Regions from separate parts of the Mus musculus genome. Here region 2 is linked to region 1. The links are chromatin loops, found by intact Hi-C in ENCODE. Cell type or tissue: left cerebral cortex. All regions are shown on one strand. Each heading gives the region's core, and the rest is flanking DNA. Links, peaks and the distances in the headings are about the cores only. Region 1 has its middle 41 kb from the start of 5330416C01Rik. Region 2 has its middle 28 kb from the start of Rps18-ps4.

The links. Peaks named below come from ENCODE experiments on the same cell type or tissue, not always from the same donor. Only the 100,000 strongest peaks of a DNase experiment are listed, where the experiment ranks them.
Region 2: it touches region 1 in a loop (2.4-fold over the local background); 3 of 42 quality-filtered maps call a loop at or near these places.

Annotation. Positions count from the first base shown.
Region 1 is chr13:97,704,538-97,707,459 of GRCm38, forward strand. No RefSeq gene overlaps it. Among named protein-coding and RNA genes, the nearest start is that of 5330416C01Rik, 41 kb to the right of the region's middle. In left cerebral cortex, for the core only: no CTCF peak of the experiment used is centred there; a DNase peak (open chromatin) is centred at 1,560; H3K27ac peaks cover 678 bases.
Region 2 is chr13:97,777,238-97,780,159 of GRCm38, forward strand. No RefSeq gene overlaps it. Among named protein-coding and RNA genes, the nearest start is that of Rps18-ps4, 28 kb to the left of the region's middle. In left cerebral cortex, for the core only: no CTCF peak of the experiment used is centred there; a DNase peak (open chromatin) is centred at 1,796; H3K27ac peaks cover 2,143 bases.

The sequences.
Region 1 (2,922 bases), core at 169-2,668:
CATACATATGTGTGTGTGTGTGTGTGTGTGGGTGTGTGTGTGTGTGTGAAAACCAGAGGACAATCTCAGGTACCACAGGTACTACCCATGCACTTTTTAAGATGGCGTCTTTCATTGCCTGGAGCTTGCTAAGTAGGATAACCTGGTGTGGTGGTTTGAATAAGAATGGCGTCCACAGGTTTGTAGATTTGAATGCCCGGTCATGAGGGAGTGGCATTATTTGAAAGGAGTGAAAGGTGTGGCCTTGTCGGAGGAAGTACATCACTGGGGAGTGAACTTTGAGGTTTCAGAAGCTCAAGCCAAGTCCAGTAGCTCTTTCTCTCATCCTGCTGCCTTCAGATCCAGATGTAGAACTCCAAGCCACCATGTCTGCCTGCATGCCACCATGCTCCTTGCTGTGAGGATAATAGATTAAACCTCTGAAAGTGTAAGCCAGCCCCAATTAAATGCTTTCATTTATAAGAGTTGCCTTCATTGTGGTGTCTCTTCACAGCAATAGAACACAGAGTAAGACAGCTGGTAGACCAGAAAGCCCCAGGGAGCTCCTTTGTCTTCACCTCCCCAGAGCAGAAATTATAAATTTGTACCACCACACCTGGCCTTTCTTATGTGAATTCTGGTAGAGTGAACTCAGGTCCTCACGCTTGAAAGGCAAGCTCTTCATTCACTGAGTTATGACTCCACTCCTTGTATTAATTTTTGATGACATAAAAAATTAATATACATTCAGCACCTTTATTCCCTTGGCAATTAATTTTCTCTCCCATTTCCTTTTGTTCATAAGCCCCCCATGTCCTGACGCTAAGCTTTTTGTTTTCACGACTCAACATTCACCATCCCTCTGTCTTAACCATCTCTCATCAGAGAGCATTTCTTTCCACATGAACTCCCATTGGAAGCTTCTACCTCTAATCCAAGGTAAAGGCTTGCTTTTTTTTTTTTTTCTCAATGTGTGTTTAAAATTATTTCCTAAGTATTTTCTATCCATGGGGAGTTGAGGTATGGGAAAATCTATAAGGGCTGTGTCTTTCTGATGGGTAAGTCACACACCTGTAGCAATCAACCATCCCTGTGGAAAGAGCCAGAATCAGAGAACAGTTTGGACACCTACCCACTGGGCACCAAGTCAGAAGTTCTTTTAGAACTACTGAAAGCCAATGGACTCGGCAGAACACTTTAGTAGAACTGTTCCTGGTTCCTTTCGACTTGATAATGATCAGAAAAATCAATGCACCACTAATAAGAACACGATGACTTTGAAATATGCAAGTATTTTGGCAAGTGTCACTTTTATAAGATAGAAATATATGTGATCTGTTTATTTTAAGTTGTGGCTTGTAATTTAGTGGATATTGGCTATAAATTTATCTAACTTTCTCATACTTTATACCACATTAGTAAAATTCAGTCTCTGGGCTTCTCCAGGCACATAGTGATTTTCCCAAGATGCTTAGCACTTCCCACTCTAGCCTGCTTCTTGGGCTTCGACTGCTGTGGGAGGCTCTACACCCTCACAAAATATGCACAGTCTATGTCTGGTTCCTTCCAGACCTGCCTTTGAGGAAATGAGAAATATGTGAGCCGGGGCGTAGGAACATGAAGTGAAGGTGCTTGCCTGCCTCGGCACACTTCCAAAATGAACACTGTATGAAAGGAGACATGGGACCACAAGGGTAAGCCTCCAAGTAGGGCAGTGATTGGAAGTTAGAACAGAGAGGGGATGAACACCTCTGCGATCTAGCTGGAAGAGTTGTATCAGCAACACTAAATAGGACCATAAGCCTCATTAGTCACCCTAGGAAATGGGGAGGTGCGTTGAGCTTCACAGTTCCAAGCCCACAATTCCTTAACAGGGAAATGGTTTCTCCTGCAATCAATTAATGAAGATTGCTGTTGAACCGATTTTTATAAAAATGACAATACAAATGGAAAAGTGACTTACACTAAGGTAGAAATGATTTTCTTACAGCCATGTTCTTATACTGACCTGCGGTAAACGTGAGAGCAAGCTGTTTATTAAATCATAACTCAGGAAAGATATTTCTTCGGGGAATTTAGCTAACGTGGTCCAGGCCCCAAATCTTTCTGCTGATTTATCTTGACATACAGAGAGCAGAGAGGACCTGGAAGGATGGATAGTCAGCCTGACTCGGAGACCCCCATTCTCAGGAATCCATTGTTTTGGTTGACACTAAGACAGGGGCCACGGACTGGTCCAAGTGTTTGAAAGCAGTGTGAGCTATGGGCTGTGATTTCAGGCAGCAATCCTGTAATCATAGCATGAGATGCTACGGTTTGAATGGATTGTCTATGAGTTACGTGTGATATGGGAATGTGATAACATTAAAAGGTGGTTATGTCATGAAGGTTCCTCCCTCATAAATGGGATTAGGATCCACACTGGGCAGTGCTTGCCAAGTCAGGGTGAGGACTGGAGTTTGGATTCCCAGAACCCCCACAAATGCCAATTGGGCATGGTGTCCTGTCTGTAGGATGTTCAGAGCAAGCTGGCTAGGCAGAGTAGCCATGTTGATGAGCTCTGGGTTAAAGAGGCCCTGCTTTAGTGAAAGAGCGATTGGCCATGATTCCTGACAGCTCCCTCTGGCTTCCACATGATTGTGCTCATTACCACACCTGTGGCATTCTGCCATAGCACACGTATGAGGTAAATAATAAGAGAGCCATTTTTTTCATGTAGGAGGTAGATTCCTGTTCCCCAGTTCAAGGCTATTGAAACATAAACTTTGCCGCAAATCTGGAGTAATGTTAAATCGTCGAAAGTCTGCATTATCCATAGACTGTGACAATCAGATGGTTTACCTCTGATGCATTCAAAGGTGGCATTCTCAGTTGTTGGCCTAATGGCATGGCATCTCAATGACCTGTCTGACCTTCTTATCCACAGAGACAGTAGGCAGTTTC
Region 2 (2,922 bases), core at 251-2,750, 73 kb after region 1:
CAGCTGTTTGCTTACTTTATATGCGCTTATATACATGTGTGTATGTGGAAATATAAACAGCATGGCCCAACAGAGTACATTTGCAATTAATTTTAAATTACTAAGTACTAATGAATGATTTTAAGATGCTTGCACACAATTTGTTCTCAAGCATTTTCATATTTGAACTCCCCCCCCCAATCTTATTTACATTGCTCCTTTGCTTAGCAAATATTGTCTAGCTAATGTCATGTTTGTAAGTGCTCCCGGCTTGGGCAACTGCAGAGGCTGGAACCCTGCTCCCACGTAAACACAGACACCTGGAGTCCAGAAGAACAGGGTCAGGCAGCTTCATGGAGGTCAGTTTCTTAGAAGGGACAGGATGTCCACTGTCTTAATTGGAGTTCTCAAAAGAAACAGAATCAGCTGGGAACTCTAAACACGCATAAACACACACATGTACATGCACACATTCATATATGTATAGTCTACTCACTATGTCAGAGAGAGACAGAGACAGAAAGAAAGAAATTTCCCAAGATCAATGTCATCCAAGGCCTTACATCTCCTCAGTAGAGAATTACTAGTTTAGATAATCGCTACTCAGGCGACAGAAGTAGCTTCTGGATGCCTGGCACCACCTCTAGGCCAGCCTAGACATTCTGAATAGTAATCTGTGTTCTACCAGGGTCCCCATGTGACTTGTTGACATACCAGGCTCTGAGGACATTTGACTCTGATGGCCTGCTTAACCACAATACTGTTAAACTTCTATCATGAACAAAACACTATATAGTCCACTCTGGGGGACAACTGAGAAATAAAATAGACAGAATTCTGGGTCTCACTGGTACTCTCAAGTCTATGCTTATTCAGCTAAGCTAAATGATGTATTATTGTGTGACTGTTCCCACACACATACATGCTACTAAATAATATGTGGTCAAAAGTATCCTTATTTACATGTTTGCATGTTCATAACATAATCTTTGCAAGTGAAAAAGCACATTCCAAAATGGTGTATACTAGATAAGGTAATCTGTTTGGCAGACACAAAATAATTGAAACGGTGTGCGTGTAAGTAGTATCTGCATATATAAGCCAGAAAAATTTTAGAATCTCTCAGGAAAGGGGATTATGGGTAATCTTTATCTTTTCTCTTAAAAGATTTTCATCCAATCTTTTACAATAAGCACATGCTATTTTAATAATTAGAAAAGGCAAGAATCTTTTTTTTTCTTTTGCAAAAGATGACCTTACCGGCTGTATCTGTTCCTCTTCATCGTCTGTTCTTGCAATAAGGAGATCCAAGGTTCGTAAACCATGTCTACACAATTCCTCATCTGGCTAAAATTCATGTGTTCCCTTGTCTGGAGGCAGGATCAGGACTAAAGGCAGATGTGATTCAAGTACCTGTGTTAGAGGCCTTTATAGCCTCTGAGGCTGGGGGCTGAGGGGAAGACAGAACACCAAGTCTATGGTCAGATTCAGCTCCAGCTGAGGAAGCAGACAGCAGACCATGACTCAACTATCCCATATCCGCTTCCTCCCAGCCAGATGGCTGGGCTGCAGTTCCCAGACATCTCCATGGCGCAGTTCGATCCTAGGACTGATGAAATGTTAGCAGAGGTGATGGGGGAGGCTCCTCCCTACTTGCCTCCCACTGTTCCCACTCTCCTCCCTATGGTGTCCATAGGGCCCTGGAGACAGATAACAGAGCCACAGGAAGGAAGCCCCTGAGCTCTGCCTCACATGAGTTAGAGCAGGCTGCCTTTTGGGAACATATTTTGGGTGAGATATAAGCAAGAAACACTAGATCGTGATCACACTTGAGCCATGAAAACTTGGGTGTGGGAAGCTGTTGGTTACAGAACATTTGCACCGGGTTTTGAGCAAAGTACTGCTGGTGTGCCAAGATAAGAGAAGCAGAAGAGAATTCATTGCAGTGTATCAGAGGCTGGGTAGGGTTGCTCTTAAGGAAGATGAGTTTGACCAATGGAACTGAACTACGGTTAGCTTTATTCTCATATCCAAGCATTTGGGAACACTTACCAAAGGGGATCTGCATGGTGGCAGTCAAACATTTGATACAAATAGGTGGTTTCCTTTCATAGCCTTATGTATCAGTTAATTTCTTACTTGCTGTGGTAAAACAAATGCCTGACAAAGCAATTTAGGGATGGAATGGTTTATTTGGGTTCACAATTTGAAGATCCAGGTCACTGGGTCAGGAAAGTTGTGGAGACTTTGAAGAGCATGAGGCAGTTTGTCACTGTGTGTCTGCAGTCTAGAAGCAGGGAGAGACGAATGGCAATACCCACCTTGCTATCTCCTTTGTACTTGGCCTGGGGTCTCAGACCACAGAATGGTGTCCCACATAGCCTTGGTGAGTCCTTCCACCTACAAACACAAAGTATGTCCACAGCACAGCCTGGTTTCCTAGGTAATTCTAGATCTTATCAAATTGACGGTATTAACCAGCAGACTAGGAGGCAAGATGCATGAGACATGATTATCTTAACCAGTGAAGAATGAACTCAGAACAATTCTTCTCCAGCAAGCTGGACTGCAGCAGGACTCCAAGATCCCAGTCACTCAAAACAGCAACCCTGTCGGATTAGTGGCAGTTGTGTGTAAAGGCCATCATGTCGTCCCATTAGAGTGCCTGGAGTTTCTTGCTTGCTTGAACATAACTGCTCTTCTGCTCAAAATTACATTAAGATGAAACTTGGCACTGGATTTGTCAGCCAGATGTGAAATTTTATTGTCAAACAAATAAGCCAAAAGAAAGAGTGAAAAATGTTTCATGGATCCCCAGTTGTTGTGATGGGGTGTTTGTTCACTGAAAAATTGAGCTAGGAGATTAAAGCTTCAACTTAAATTATAAAATTTTGCAAACAGTTACTATTTTTAAAATATGACCGTATGTATATATTCAAGAGG